2 separate regions of the Homo sapiens genome follow, and region 1 is linked to region 2. Evidence: chromatin contacts called from ENCODE Hi-C or POLR2A ChIA-PET data. All regions are on one chromosome and are shown on one strand. The core of a region is the stretch at or near the end of the contact, and the rest is flanking DNA. Distances in the headings are between cores, read along the strand shown. Region 1 overlaps LOC124900702 (a long non-coding RNA gene). Region 2 has its middle 18 kb from the start of LINC02283.

The links. A loop is a pair of places that touch in the nucleus more often than their neighbours do. ChIA-PET counts read pairs that join two places held with the same protein, here RNA polymerase II (POLR2A). Pooled maps may share reads with other maps.
Region 1: a loop to region 2 is called in a map with no recorded cell type, with 4 times the contacts of the local background. The contact joins two enhancer-like sites. A Hi-C loop is called at or near these places in 1 of 37 single-sample maps with no recorded cell type and 2 of 50 pooled maps. POLR2A ChIA-PET finds 5 or more read pairs at or near these places in 1 of 52 experiments (GM10248).

What each region holds. Positions count from the first base shown.
Region 1 is chr4:53,904,406-53,911,523 of GRCh38, forward strand. The region is part of intron 1 of LOC124900702 (a long non-coding RNA gene); the gene reads left to right. Among named protein-coding and RNA genes, the nearest start is that of CHIC2, 160 kb to the right of the region's middle. Within about 2 kb of position 4,371, at least 6 of the 41 ENCODE cell types and tissues checked have a DNase peak (open chromatin) inside an H3K27ac peak, as active enhancers do.
Region 2 is chr4:54,311,583-54,318,986 of GRCh38, forward strand. No RefSeq gene overlaps it. Among named protein-coding and RNA genes, the nearest start is that of LINC02283, 18 kb to the right of the region's middle. Within about 2 kb of position 4,154, at least 2 of the 41 ENCODE cell types and tissues checked have a DNase peak (open chromatin) inside an H3K27ac peak, as active enhancers do.

The DNA.
Region 1 (7,118 bases), core at 3,121-5,620, 410 kb before region 2:
GAATGAGGATCCTTCTATAGAAAAGCTGGGACCTGGCTAGTGTGTCTACTGAACTGCTCTTTCAAAGTTCTGCACTCCCTCCACACGGGGCTTGAGTTTCCATAGACAAAAAAACATAACATGGTCACCAAAGAGAACCTTCAGCATTGTTTCTCCAGCAACTGAGACTCCAGTGAAAAGTACACCTTCCTGGGAACCAGCACCCAACCTATCCTGGACCAGGTCTCCCAGCCAATGGTGCTGCTCGTGAGTGTCCAGTCCTCAATTGTTTTGTTATTATTGTTGCTATTGTTGTTGGGTTTCCCTTGGTCTTCTTATTTAAGAGAAGGTAGAGGCTGCTCTAGGGGCAATGCTTATGCCTGGAACGAATGAGCCTTTATTGTGGACAAGCTCTGTGAGTGAAGGCCCTCCTTGAGTCTGGTGATAAAAATAGGCTATGGCCAGGCAGGATACAGAAGAGCATGACCAATCACCAAATAAAGGTTTATTGGCTTATACATTTTATTGTACCGTGACATCCCTCCTTTCAGCTTTAGATGTCAGCAGCTGGTGGCAAGCTTAATGACTGATGCATAGGGGAACAGCCATGGACACCACAGTTTGGCTCCCCCTAAAACAGTGATGCTTCATCCTTACTTGGCCAGCTTCTGGAATCCTAGTGAACACACTACAGAACATCAGGTTTGCCTGGGCAGTAACATCCAAGGGGAGCTTCCAGGTTCCTCTTGGCTGAGCAAGACTATTTTTTTCCTTATTTCAAAGAGCTGTTGTTCTGACTAAAGGAAGAGAGGATGTATATGGTAATGAGAACTGTATACATTTCTCCTAAAGTCTCCTACTTTATCTTCTTTAATTCTGCATCTGACTCTGCCTGGGTAGAAATCGTATTCAAAATTATCCCAGCCTCTTCAATCTCCTTAATAAGATCTCTCAAAATGGAACACACTGTCTCGTGTGCCTATAAGGGATGTGCAATGCCTCTTTTGTGCTTTTGTTCACTCTTATCTGATGTTCTAACACATTTTCACTTTGAGGAGTTTGGAAATGTATCTGCATAGTCATTGCCGTTTAAGTACTCCACTGATTACAAAATGCTTTCATACACATTGTCTTGAGGAAATGCTCTGAAAAATAAACTGCTAACACTCTGGTAAAGAGCCTTCTGCAGTTAGCAAAATAGTCACCAGGACCTTCTTTTTAAATGACTACACTTTCCACACTTTTTCTATCTTTGTTGACTTAAGTTCAAAGTCAAACTAGAAAATCTGTTTTGTCAGATGGAAGTTCGCTACTCACCGTTCTGAGAGGCTCCATGCACAGCTCATTGTGTTACCCCACTGCACAGAATCTACTCTTCTAGAGAGACACTGGCAGCTTTGTGCTTTGCATTTATTTATTCAATGCTGCAGTGGCTTAAGCCAGTTTATGGAAAATATCTCTAAACACTGAGACCTCAGGGCTAGGAGGAATTCCTAGACGAGCTCTAAATCAGTAGTTATGTTTGGCAGATTCTATATTCCCACGGAAAGGCCAACTAAACAGTCATTACGCTTTATAGGCGTGCCTGTGTGTCCTTCGTTATTTTGGAAGTATCAAGCAGGGCCTAGAAGCATGGTATAGTTAGTGCCAGCACATAGTGGTGGCCTGCAGTCCAACCATGCTGATTGATTTGATGTTTAGGGAGGCAGTTTCAGAGGAAATACGGTAACTCGCTTGTCTATCACCGTGCTTCCTGGATGAGCCCCAGAAATGCAGCGTTTGGGATACCATTAGCAAGCGTGTGGCAGCCTTGCCCTGCTGAGACTGCTGGTGATTGAAAAGTGCTCAAACTGTGGTCAGAGAAGAAGTGTGCAGATGAAAAGAAGGGAGATAAGTCTTCGATCACGACGCCTGCCCTTCTTCACCTAAATATCCCCCAGGACAGTTTGCCAAACACCAGCCTGTTGCTCAAATGAGAGAAAATAAGCCTTTAGTTTCTGTTTCCACTCTGCTTCATAAATTAACACCATCAACTGACTTTTCCCCGGCCTTTCTCCCACAGCTTATCTTTACTGCCAATAATCCTACCCATGAGAAAGATCTTTGACAAGTCAAGTACTACATAAATTCAAGAAATTCATATGTGGTATTTCATGCACATTTCAAATAAAGAAACTTACAAGGATACCGTTTAAAAAAAAAAAAGAACATCCCCATAGTTTTGAAGCAAATGTGCATTTTCTCGTTAGTAAAGAGACGTTTCCTTCCCTCTAACTTCCCAGTGTTGGACAAAGGACTAAAATTTCATGTTATAAGGAAAGCATGTAAACTCCGCACTGCTTTTCTCTGAAATAGCAGTCATTTCAATGATGTGCTCTATCATCAATCCCCGGAGACTGTAGGCTTTTCTGTAACTGGTTCCTTTTCGTTTTCCTCATTGGATAATAATTTTTCAGAATAAAATCTTTTGGTATCAGTATTTTCAAAATATTTCAAGACACCAGCCATTCTTAATCAGGCCACTGTGGAGCTCTATGCAATTAAGTTGCTAAAGTTAGGACAGAGCCCTTAGTTTCAGATTTCAGCTCCATATATCTGAATGGAAGCTCTTGAATGGATGAGCATTCTGACTACTGCCTGGCTAATAATTTTCCACTTGCATTTGGCCGATCCTACACACATGAGCATAAGCCAGTGTAAATGCTCCATCAGAGGCTCTTAGCAGGAAGAAAACAACTAAACAGATTCATTTCTTGACTTTCTTCTTTGATAGATATTTTCTTACTCTTAAATATACTTTACTCCTGATAATTTAGAGATCTATCGTTGGTGAGAGGATATCATGAATTATGAGTCCTTGCATTCTTTTTATAAAGGTAATATCCCCGGTTTGATGAGACAGAAATTTGCAATAGCATCTTTGCAGGGCTTTTCAAAGAGTAGTGGGAATGGAAAAGTTCCCTGGGACCCATTTCCTGACTGTTCCATTCGTGCTGATCACGACTTTAACCATGTTTTTCAAGCTGCCAATCAAAGCACACGTTCTATAAAATACAATTCCCTGGTAGGCACAGTGGAGCTAAATATTTGTCCCTAGAACTGTCCTGGGAGAGAAAGGACATAAAGTTGCTGCCACTAGGTTAAAATTTAAGAACAAAATTATAGGAAGCAGACTCCAAACTATTTTCTTAAATTAATTCTTCCTTTTCCAACCAGAACACAATCTCCCCTATTGTCATGTACGCCCTGATGCCTAGTTGGGTACACAGCAAATGTACACACATATCTGATGATTTACTGATGGACTGAATCCTCACAAATATTACATTTAAAGCTTTCAGATCAAATTAAATAATTTGCATTTGGGCAAACAGCCAACAGCACTCTAAACTGTACTCCTAACTAACGTTATTCCCTCCTCTACCTCTTCATCCCTGGTGTTCTCTGCAGACCTTCCAAATACAAACTCACTTTCACAAGAAAAAAAATAACTGCAAAGTATGATTCAGGTCAGCCAAGAAAGGAGGTCATATTAATTTTATTTTTCTTGCTCTGTTTCCCAGGCTGGCATGCAGTGGCATGATCTCGGCTCACCGCAACCTCTGCCTCCCAGGTGCAACTGATTATCCTGCCTCAGCCTCCTGAGTAGCTGGATTACAGGTACCTGCCACTACGACTGGCTAATTTTTGTAGTTTTAGTAAAGATGGGGTTTCACCATGTTGGCCAGGCTGGTCTCAAACTCCTGACCATAGATGATCCACCGCCTTGTCCTCCCAAAGTGCTGGGATTACAGGCATGAGCCACTGCACCCAGCCCATATTAATTTTTAATTTCTGTTTATGCCTATGAAAAATGTATAAGTTGTTCTACAAACAGAAATGCACTTCTCTTGCTAGGGTTGCCTCAATAAATTTAAGCAACGTGGCACTATATTTCCTTTATAAAGCTCCTTCCTACATATCTCACACAACACACAAGAAAGTCATAACCAAATTATTTAAGAAGAATTTCTCAAAACACTAAGACAAAAGCCGTCTCTTCTAAATGAGTAACGTGGAAGGTAATCTTGTTCCCTTACTGCTGACATGTAGCTTTCTGCCTGGGGTTTTATCTTTAACTCCCTGGTAATCCAAACGGAGCAGGAAAACCTCAGACAATAGAGCCTCTTTTTTGCTTTACATCCACTTTTTTGGGGTCGGCACCGAACAACCATCATTAAATGGTTTCTGGCGCAAAGTGGCAGGCTTGGGTAAGCTGAAATGTTTATGACACCAAAATAAAGATGTTCCACACTGCTGAAACCGGGGAGTCACGCAGAGAACAACTGAAATGGAATTACACACCAAGGTTTACTTAACTAGCACGACTTTAACTCGTGTCTGCCTGATACACTTACCAAAGAGAAGTGGCAGAAACCCAGGGTGGACAAAAGAGGGCAGTGTTCACTATGTCTTTCATCTCAGCTCTTCGCTCTTTATCAAATTGCCACTGAGCCAAGAGAAAACTATGTCCAGCATTTCATAACACAGGAAGTGGGGAAGCAGATTAGATATTGGGCTCTGCAGTCACCACAAAATAAGCAGTGTGCTCGTAAAAGTCACTTTTTTCCCTAGACGAAAGCTTAACCATTGGTGAGTTTTGGGGTTTGGTTTCTGTTTTTCAGTATGATCGGCTAAACCTCTCCAGGAAAATAATGGAATATGTAATATTTCTCAAACTATAACAGGTTATAAGGTTTATTTAGTTCAAAGCACTCATTTTTGCAGATGAGGACCAGGTTTCTACATTTGTCAGTGGCTTCTCCTTGTGCTCAGATATCATCAGTATGTGGGGAGGGGAAGACAGACTTCCCTCTTGGAGCTATTTAGAGAATTTTTAGTCATTTCAGAATAGAATCCATGTACGCCCTGTACACAAAAAAATTTAGGTCCCAGAAAGGGAATCTTGTCCCCTGCCCTGGATGTCATCATATTGGGTCGAACTTCATTCACATTCTTTGGGAAAAGCTTATGTGGACATGTCATTGTACCCAATAAAGGATTGCAGCCTCAGCACTCAAAAAGTGCACATTTTGCCCAGGTATCTGTCTATTCTTAGTTATAGATATCTAGTGTCATCTTTTAATAGGGAAAGACTCTTTAATTCTTTTGTAATTCCTGTTGTCCTATACATATTTTTGAGCTCCTGCGATGTATAAGCCTCTGTTGTTAGACATGCAGAAGTGAAAAGGACACAGTTCTAGCCTTTAATAAACTAAGCATCAAATAAGAATCAGATGGCCGGGCGGATCGCTTGAGGTCAGGAGTTCGAGACCAACCTGACCAACATGGAGAAACCCCATCTCTACTAAAAATACAAAATTAGCCGGGCGTGGTGGTACATGCCTGTAATCCCAGCTACTGGGGAGGCTGAGGCGGGAGAATCGCTTGAACCTTGGAGGCGGAGGTTGTGGTGAGCTGAGATCACGCCATTGCACTCCAGCCTGGGCAACAACAGTGAAACTCCGTCTCAGAAAAAAAAAAAAGAATCAGACAAGGCAGAACCAACCTTGTCAGTAACCGTAATACATCAACAACCATAATACAAGGCAGAATGGGGTTGGCTTAGAAGAAAAATACAAATTGCCAAAGAAGAGATTGTATTCATCAGGAGTGGAGAACTGAGGGAAACTTCACAAAAGAGAGAGCTGTGGAGTCGGGTTCATAGAATAGGTGGGCTTCCAGCGGGGTGTGGTGGCTCATAGCTGTAATCCCAGCACTTTGGGAGGCCAAGGTAGGCAGATCACCTGAGGTCGGGAGTTCGAGACCAGCCTGACCAACATGGAGAAACCCCGTCTCTACTAAAAATACAAAATTAGCTGGGTATGGTGGCACATGCCTGTAATCCCAGCTACTCAGGAGGCTGAGGCAAGAGAATCCCTTGAACCCAGGAGGCAGAGGTTGCAGTGAGCCAAGATTGCGCCATTGCACTCCAGCCTGGGCAACAAGAATGAAACTCCGTCTCAAAAAAAAAAAAAAAAAAAAAAAGGTGGGTTTCCAGAGGCACAGGGATGGTGAAGCTGAACAAAGGCAAAGAGGTAGGAGAGTGTGGGCCCAGTGAGCAGCCACGCACTTACACTCGCAAAGGGAAGAGATCAAATAAATGGCTTGAAATGCCAGTGAAAGCCTGCAGAGAGCTTCAACGTCAGGCTGGTGGACTTGATTCCCAAGGCAACCACAGGAAAGCACCAAAGGTTTTTGATGCAAGCAGGAACATGATGGGAGCTAATTTTAGGAAAATTGGTCTGCCATGAAGATGTGGAGCAGATTCAAAGGGAAAGCAGAGACAAGGAGGCCAAGGAAGGCACTGTTAGTGCTTAAACAGATGTAACGAAGTTTTGTGGTAGACACAACCCAAAAGGAAAGACAGGTACAAGTGTAAGACGCACAGTGTTTCAAAGTGTTTTGCCAACAAAGTAAATGTTGAAAAGCGAAGTTATAGCGAGGGAAGACTGAAAAAGTAATTCATAAAAGCACTAAGGGAAGGCTGAAATGCTGGGTGGGGTAAGAAACTCAGGAGTTTGGCCTTGAGTGTGTTGACTTGGATACTTCTACAAAATATAGATGGGGAGATGTCCAAGGAATCGCTGAAAACCAGGACTGGTGCTCAGAGAAAGGTTAGAAGAAGGTCACATTCCAAATCAAGGTATACCTGGCTGATGCTTGAAGACCATCATGCTTGAAGACCATCATTCTGGAAGACCATCTTGACATCCCAAATCACAGTTTGACACCATTTGCCATCTCTCTTCCAGGTGCTGTGCTGTTGGTTTAGGAATGCGGTTTTCTTGGATCTTGTATGGTTTCCACTTGTCTTGATATTGATATACAATGGCTTTTAAATGCCCAATATAAAAACAAGCATTGGGCCAGGTGTGGTAGCTCATGGCTGTGATCCCAGCACTTTGGGAGGCTGAGGCAGGTGGATCACTTGAGGTCAGGAGTTTGAGACCAGCCTGGGCCACACTATTAAACCCCATCTCCACTAAAAAGACAAAAATTAGCTGGATGTGGTAGCACACACCTGTAGTCCCAGCCACTTGGGAGGCTGAAACAGGAGAATTGCTTGAACCTGGGAGGCAGAGGTTGCAGTGAGCCAA
Region 2 (7,404 bases), core at 2,904-5,403:
TCTTGGCTCACTGCAACCTCCAGTCAAGTTCAAGCGGTTATCCTGCCTCAGCCTGTCAAGTAGCTGGGATTACAGATGTGTGCTACCATTTCTGGCTAAATTTTGTATTTTTAGTAGAGACAGGGTTTCACCATGTTAGCCAGGCTGTTCTCAAACTCTTGACTTCATGTGATCCGCCCGCCTCAGCCCCTCAAAGTGCTGGGATTAGAGGTGTGAGCCACCGCACCTGGCCAATTCTTTCTAATACAAGGATTTAATGCTATGTTTCCGTCTAAGCATTATTTTAGTTGCCTTCTACAAATTTTGATTAAATGCAGTATGGTAGATAATTCAAAGCATTATCAGACTACAAAGGAAAGAGCTTTTAGTCAGGCTAGGAGAAGTTGAAGAGAAGCATTTGAGTTGAGTTTTGAAGGATATTTTTTTCTAGTCAGAGAAGAAGGTAAGAGTATTCTAAGCCAAAAGAACAATAAGCCATAATTCATTAATTGATATTTCTCTTATAAGATGGGTTCATGAATATTTAATAACTATAATCTACAGATAGAACATCTCTTTGAAAGGCAGGGATGGAGCCAGTCATTCCCATAAACCAAAAGTGATGATGGAGCTGCAAGGTTGTTTGGCTCTTGAAGTCATCCTCTTGAGCTGATCTCATTTTAAATGAGAATGGTATTGGTCCAATATAGAGTTAAAACAAAAATTCTCACATGTGAAATTCTTGGATATTGATCAGAATAAAAACAAAATGAGGTTCAAATGGAAGCAATAGGGTAGTGGTCTGGTTATAACTCTCAGGTATAGGTACAAAGTCATTTAGATACATATATTTATCAGAGAGATATTACCTTGGACACTCCAGCTTTCTATTTATTTCTACAGCCATAAGATCCTTATTGTATCATTTCTTACCCTCTGCTGCAGATGCTGTATATATGACTGAGTAGATTGGCTCACTGAACATCTTTTCTAAACATTGCCATTATTACTTTTTTCTAATGCAAGTGTTGGAAATCAATGTACTCAAATTCCCTTGCAGATGGAATTTTATTCTGGCCAGTAAGATGTAGGTGCAATTTCTTGGGAGGACTTCCTTAGTGCACTGAAAAAGTAAAAGCTTGAGGAAAAGGTTCTGTCTTTCTCATTTTGCTCTTCCCATTTCTTTCTGCCTGGAACTTAGAATTACTGCCTGGAGTTGCAGCAATCATCTTTTGACCATGAAGTTAAAAATTACACACTGAAAGTGGCAGTCCAGGAGACAGAAGACAGGCTTTTAAATGACATTCTTGCATAGGTGCATTAGCCCTGACCTATCTACCTCTAGATTCTTTTTTGCATGAGAAAAATACATCTTTAGGCGACTATTTTCAGTTATCCATTCTTTGTAACAAATAACATTTGTAAGCATAAGCGATACAACCTATTTGCAACAAACTAAAAAGTTGTATGGGGATATCTGTCATTTTAATTTTTAATGTATGCTTTCTTCATTGTGCTTCCAATATATCAAACTCTCTTGGTATTTCTCCTGCATTACAGGTTGTTTTTTTCTCAGTTGCTTTGCTGATCCTTTTTTTCCTGGCCTCTATTCATGTTAGAGTGCCCCAGGTCTCTAGGTTAGGTGCTGCAGACTCTCTAAGAGTCTTGTTTGTTTGTTTTTTTGGTCTCATCTAACTTCAGGGCTTCAAATACTATCTATATGCTGGCAGATCCTAAATGTATATTTGTAACCCAGGCCTCTCTCTCTCTCTCTCTCTCGCTATCTCGTTGTGTGTCCAACTGCCTACTCAACATCTTCATTTGAATGTCAAATAGTTGATCTATCTATCTATCTATCTATCTATCTATCTATCTATCTATCTATTATCTATCTGTTATCTATCTATCTATCAGCTATATATATCTGTTTTAGAGATGGGGTCTCACTACATTGCCCAGGCTGGACTCAAAGAGATCCTGTGCTCAAGAGATCATCCTACTTCAGTTTCCCAGTAGCTGGGACTGCAGGCATGCCAGGATATAAAGTAGCTGATCTCTTACCTTCAAAACAATTTCCATCACTTGAGCCCAGGAGTTTGAGACCAGCCTGGGCAATGTGGCAGAACCCTGTCTCTACTAAAAATGCAAAAAATTAGCAAGACATAGTGGCCCATGCCTGCAGTCCCAGCTACTCAGGGGACTGAGGTGGGAGAATCACCTGAGCCCAGGAAGTCGAGGCTGCAGTGAGCTGTGATCATGCCACTGCACTCCAGCCTGGGCGACTAGAGTGAGACCCTGTCTCAAAACAAAACAAAACAAACAAAAAACTTAACTTCCAAGCCAGATGCGATGACTCACACCTGTAATCCCAGCACTTTGGGAGGCTGAGGCAGGCTGACCATGAGGTTAAGAGTTTGAGACCAGCCTGACTAACATGGTGAAACCTCATCTCTACTAAATACAAATATTAACTGGGCATGATGGTGCGCACCTGTAATCCCAGCTACGCAGGAGGCTGAGGCAGGAGAATCTCTTGAATCCAGGAGGCGGAAGTTGCAGTGAGCCGAGATTGTGCCATTGCACTCCAGCCTGGGTGACAGAGCGAGACCCCATCTCAAAAAACAAACAAACAAAAAAACCAAAAAAACAAAAAACTTAACTTCTTCCTTCTCTCAAGCTTGATCCACCATCAGTGTCCATCATCTCAGTTGATGGCAACTCTAATTTTCCAGTTGCTCATGCCCCAAATCTTGGAGTCATCCTTGGCAATCCTCTTTCTCACGTTCTGTGTCTAATCTGCCAAGATTCTGGTTCTCCCTTAAGCATACCTGAAATCTATTCAGAATCTGACCGCTCTCACTCTCTCTAGTGCTGCCACCCTGGGCCATGCCATCATGACCTTTCACCTGTATGACTGCAGTAGGCTCCTCAAAAGTCTCCCCACTTTGCTGTTTTCCCTCCCACAACAGACTATTTTCAAAGCAGCAGCTAGAGGAATCCTTTTAAAATGAAGTCATGATCACTCTTCTGCTCAAAACCGTGCAATGTCTTTTCGTCTTACACTTATCAAGGCCTGTCACGATCTGGCCTTCGTCACCTCTTCAAAGTTCTCTTCCGTTCTCTTTGTTCACTTCCTTCCAACCTCACGGGCCTCATTGCAGTTTCTAGAGCACAACAAGAACACACCCCTGTCATGGCCTTTGAACTGGCTGTTCCCTTTGTATGGAATGCTCTTTCCCTAGTTATCTTTGGATAATCCTCTCACTTCCTTAAAGTATCTCCTTAATTTCATCTTTTCCAAGAGGCCGACTTTGACAGTCCTATTTAACCTTGCCATCGGCACCATCCCACCATGTCCACCTCTATGCTGCCCCCATCCCCAGCACATCCCATCCCACCTACCCTGCTCAACTTTCTCTTTCTTCCCCTACAACGTATAATCTTCTAACTTACTGTATAGTTTATTGACGTGCTTTTGGTTATTTTCTGCCTCCCCTTCTAGAATGTAAACTATGTGATGACAGAATTTGCATGTTTTGTTCACTGATACATCCCTGGTGCCTGGAACAGTGCTGGTTCAGAGTAAGTGCTCAGTAAATATTTGTTGCAGGATTGAATAAATTACCCATTCACAGAAGGATTTATGGGGGAGCTTCGGGGCAGCAGACTAACTGAGAAACCAACACTCAAATCTGGCAACTCCTGAAGCCAGATTGAATGTTGACCCCGAAGTTCCTTCCCATGTGCATCAACTCAGAATGCTTACAACATAATGACTGTGGCCGTCTCTAGTGAAAAAAGAACAACAGTCTTGAGAGTGACTGTATGGGAAGCTTTTAGTAGGGACACAGCTGAAAAGCACCCTTTGCAGTTAAATAGAGCTTTTCTTGAATCTGGAAAAACCAAACACTCCACAGAATGCACTCATTTGCCATCAGACTTATGGGAATAATTGTATCCCAGATTTAAAAAAAAACCCAGAGTTTTACTGGCAACCTGTCCAAGCCTGGAGTGAGTGAGGCTAAAGGAAGAACTAGATATAGGGAAATTTTTTACCCCAAGCACTACTGGAATTAAGTACGTGGGTGATCTTGGGTGGTGGCTACTTTCATAAAAGGTGTTTTTGTAGAACTTGTGAATTTCTCAGAAACACTGACTTGTACCTCACTGAGGCTGAGAGTTTGTTCTACTTCTGGTCTGAATAAGCAAATGTTTAGTTTCAGTTCCTCTTCAAATTCAGGACTGTCGTTAGATTTCTATGAAAGCTACTTGGCAAAGGACCCAGTCCATCCATAGAGGCCTGCTTCAGCGTGGAGTACAGCATACAATAGTGTGTATTTAGACTATGCTACAGCTGAGGGCTAGCCACTTGATAGAGCTCCTCTATGTTAATGGTGTTAGAATGGAAATTCTTTATCCTTGTAGCTGTACCATAGGGTGGGGACCAGGGACACTCAACAGAGTTGGGAGTCCATGTGCCTCCTTAAATTTTGCACCTCAGGCATCTCACATGCCTCATTCTGGTTGTGATCCTGCTGCAATCTGTTCTCACTCTGAACCACATGGAGTTAGCATTAAATGCTATGGGAAATCTAGAAATTTTCTCATGCTGAGTTCCTTTAAAGAGAGTCACCATCTTGGTTCTGATACTCTCTGACTGGTATTGGACAAGCCTTTCTTTGTTAGCAACTTGAAACTGTGGGAGGCTCTCTGTAGAATTACTGTTATGTTTTGGAATAACAAGAACAGCATTTTGCTGCTGGAAAAGGCCATTTTCCTTCTGTCTGCTTTTTTTCATGTATTGCCTTTCTTTTCTTTCTAAAACATCTTTTGTTTCATTTTTGTTCTCAAATCATTGTGTTTAGAACAACAATAATTGAGAGTCTAGCGGGAAGTTTTTATAAACTAACAATTGGGTTTAAACAAAGGCTTAATAGTCAAGTTCTGAATAGTTGGACTCCTGAAAAGTTCTAGCTAGAATGATCATAAATATAACATTTAAAAAAATACACAGGGGGAGTCCTTTTTACTAATTTTTCTCTTTTAAGTGAAGAGTTTTGTATGCATTAGGTAAGACCAACCAATCCTGTTTCTCATAGCTCTATATCTGTTGCTTGGTCAGATCACAGTGAATTTACCTGGGTTATAGGATGCCCTGCATCTGGACAGGGGTGATGCTTCATGAACATGAATTCATTGACAATATTGTGCCTGTAAGAAGCTGAGTTTGCTGGGAAAAAGGCACTAGCAGATCACATTCTTGAGAGTTAGTGATAATAATGAACATGATTATAATGTGCAAAGACTTTTATAACTTTTCTTTTTTTTTAAGAGATGGGGGCCGGGTGTGGCAGCTCACACCTGTAATCCCAGCACTTTGGGAGGCCAAGGCGGGTGGATCACTAGGACAGGAGTTTGAGGCCAGCCTGGCCACTATGGTGAAACTCCATCTCTACTAAAAATACCAAAGTTAGTCGGGCATGGTGGTGCACGCCTGTAGTCCCAGCTACTCAGGAGGCTGAGGCAGAAGAATTGCTTGAATTTGGGAGACGGAGGTTGCAGTGAGCCGAGATCATACTACTGCACTCCAGCCTGGGTGACAGAGTGAGACTCTGTCTCAAAAAAAAAAAAAAAAAGAGATGGGGGTCTCTTCATGTTGACCAGGCTGGTCTCAAACTCCTGGTCTTAAGTGATCCTTTCATTTTGGCCTTCCAAAGTGCTGAGATTACAGGCATGAGCCACCACACCCGTCCTGTTATCATATATTTTAAATAAGCCTCATGACAATCACATAAATTTTTTTTATTACTCATATATTTTAGGTGAGCAAAAGAAAATTCAAAGGTAGTAACATAGCTAGAATTACAAAGGAAGAGGTGTGATTTGTGCTCATGTCTTAATTTTTAAAGCAAATTGAGGCCGGGCATGGTGGGTCAAGCCTGTAATCCCAATGCTTTGGGAGGCTGAGGCAGGAGGATCGCTTGAGGTCAGGAGTTCCAGACCAGCCTGAGCTGGTGAGACCCCCGTGTCTACAAAAAAAAAAAAAAAAAAAAATTAGCTAGTCTTGGTGTTGGTGCACACCTGTACTTCCAGCTACTTAGAAGGTTGAGGCAAGAGGAGCGTTTGAGCCCAGGAGGTTGAGGCTGCAGTGAGCTGTGATAGCACGACTGCATTTCAGCATAGGTGACAGATTGAGACCTTGTCTATAAAAACAAGATAAATAAAAGGAATTGAGTGGTATCACACAGAAGTTAATGCCATTGAAAGATTTTTACTACATTTCCCAAGAGGAGAAGGCATGTCATGTGACACAGGGTCACATGGGGAAGCATAAGAGGTCAAGAGGCAGAAGGGGAAAGCATAGGCCACAGCCTGGACTGGGATTTCTGCAGGAAAGGCAAGGCGGGACAGGGTAAACAGTGTAGGACTGGCTAGTCTACATCCTTCTAGCAGGCTTTGGGGCATTGGGACATTCTCTAGTCACCTGGTGCCTAGCCCTTGGGTGTGTGAGTTTGATAGGGGAGGTGATTTGGGGTACGGACTGAGGACTGGTTGGAAGGTCTGTAAATGATTTTCATGCACCTGTGGAAGCTGGATTTCTGGGGAGATGTTAACAACTTTGGCCATTAGTTTGGCCCTCTGATTAATGGATGCTACATAGAAATGGATGCCAAATAGAAAACAGAACAAAGTAGCATCAGGGCAGGAGCCTTACTCCAGAGGCAAAGCTCTTTCCATGAAACCATCTAAACTCATCCAGTTCTCCTCTTCCAATCTCTCCACCCCTTACCGTACTCCACACATCCTGTTTGCAGTATCAGTTCTTGACGATCCCAGCCACTGAGTTGTTTTAGTTGGAAATCTGGCCATTTGCTAAGCCCTTCAGTTCTCATCACACATGTCTCTTCCAGTTCTCATCACACATGTCTCTTCAAGCTCTCCTTTTCTGTCTTTATGCCTCCACGCTTGCCTTGGGTCAGCGTCTCCTGACCCAAGTCAGTCTTGACGTCACAGTCTCCTAATCCATATTCTCCCCCCAGCCCAACCAAGCTGCACCCTGTTTCCAGGACGATCTTTTGTAAATAATAGGTTTGATCGTGTCACCTCCTTACTTACATCCTACCTACCTCCCTATTGCCTTAAAATTTCCCAGCAGAACACAAAGGGCCCTTCATGAGCCGACCTTTGCCTACTTCCTGGCTGTCTATCCTACAGAACTGTGGTATTGTGTCCATTGATTTACCTGAGCACAGATTTTATGAAATGTTTGGAGAACGGGGGAGACAGAGAGAGATTCTTAACCCAACTGGTTCTCTTACAGAATGAGCTTCACTGGTGTTCAGAAAATTGATGCATTGCTAGTTTCTTTTTGGCTACTGTGAACTTTTTTTTTGAAAGGTATATGAGATTCTTGTGCCTAGAAGA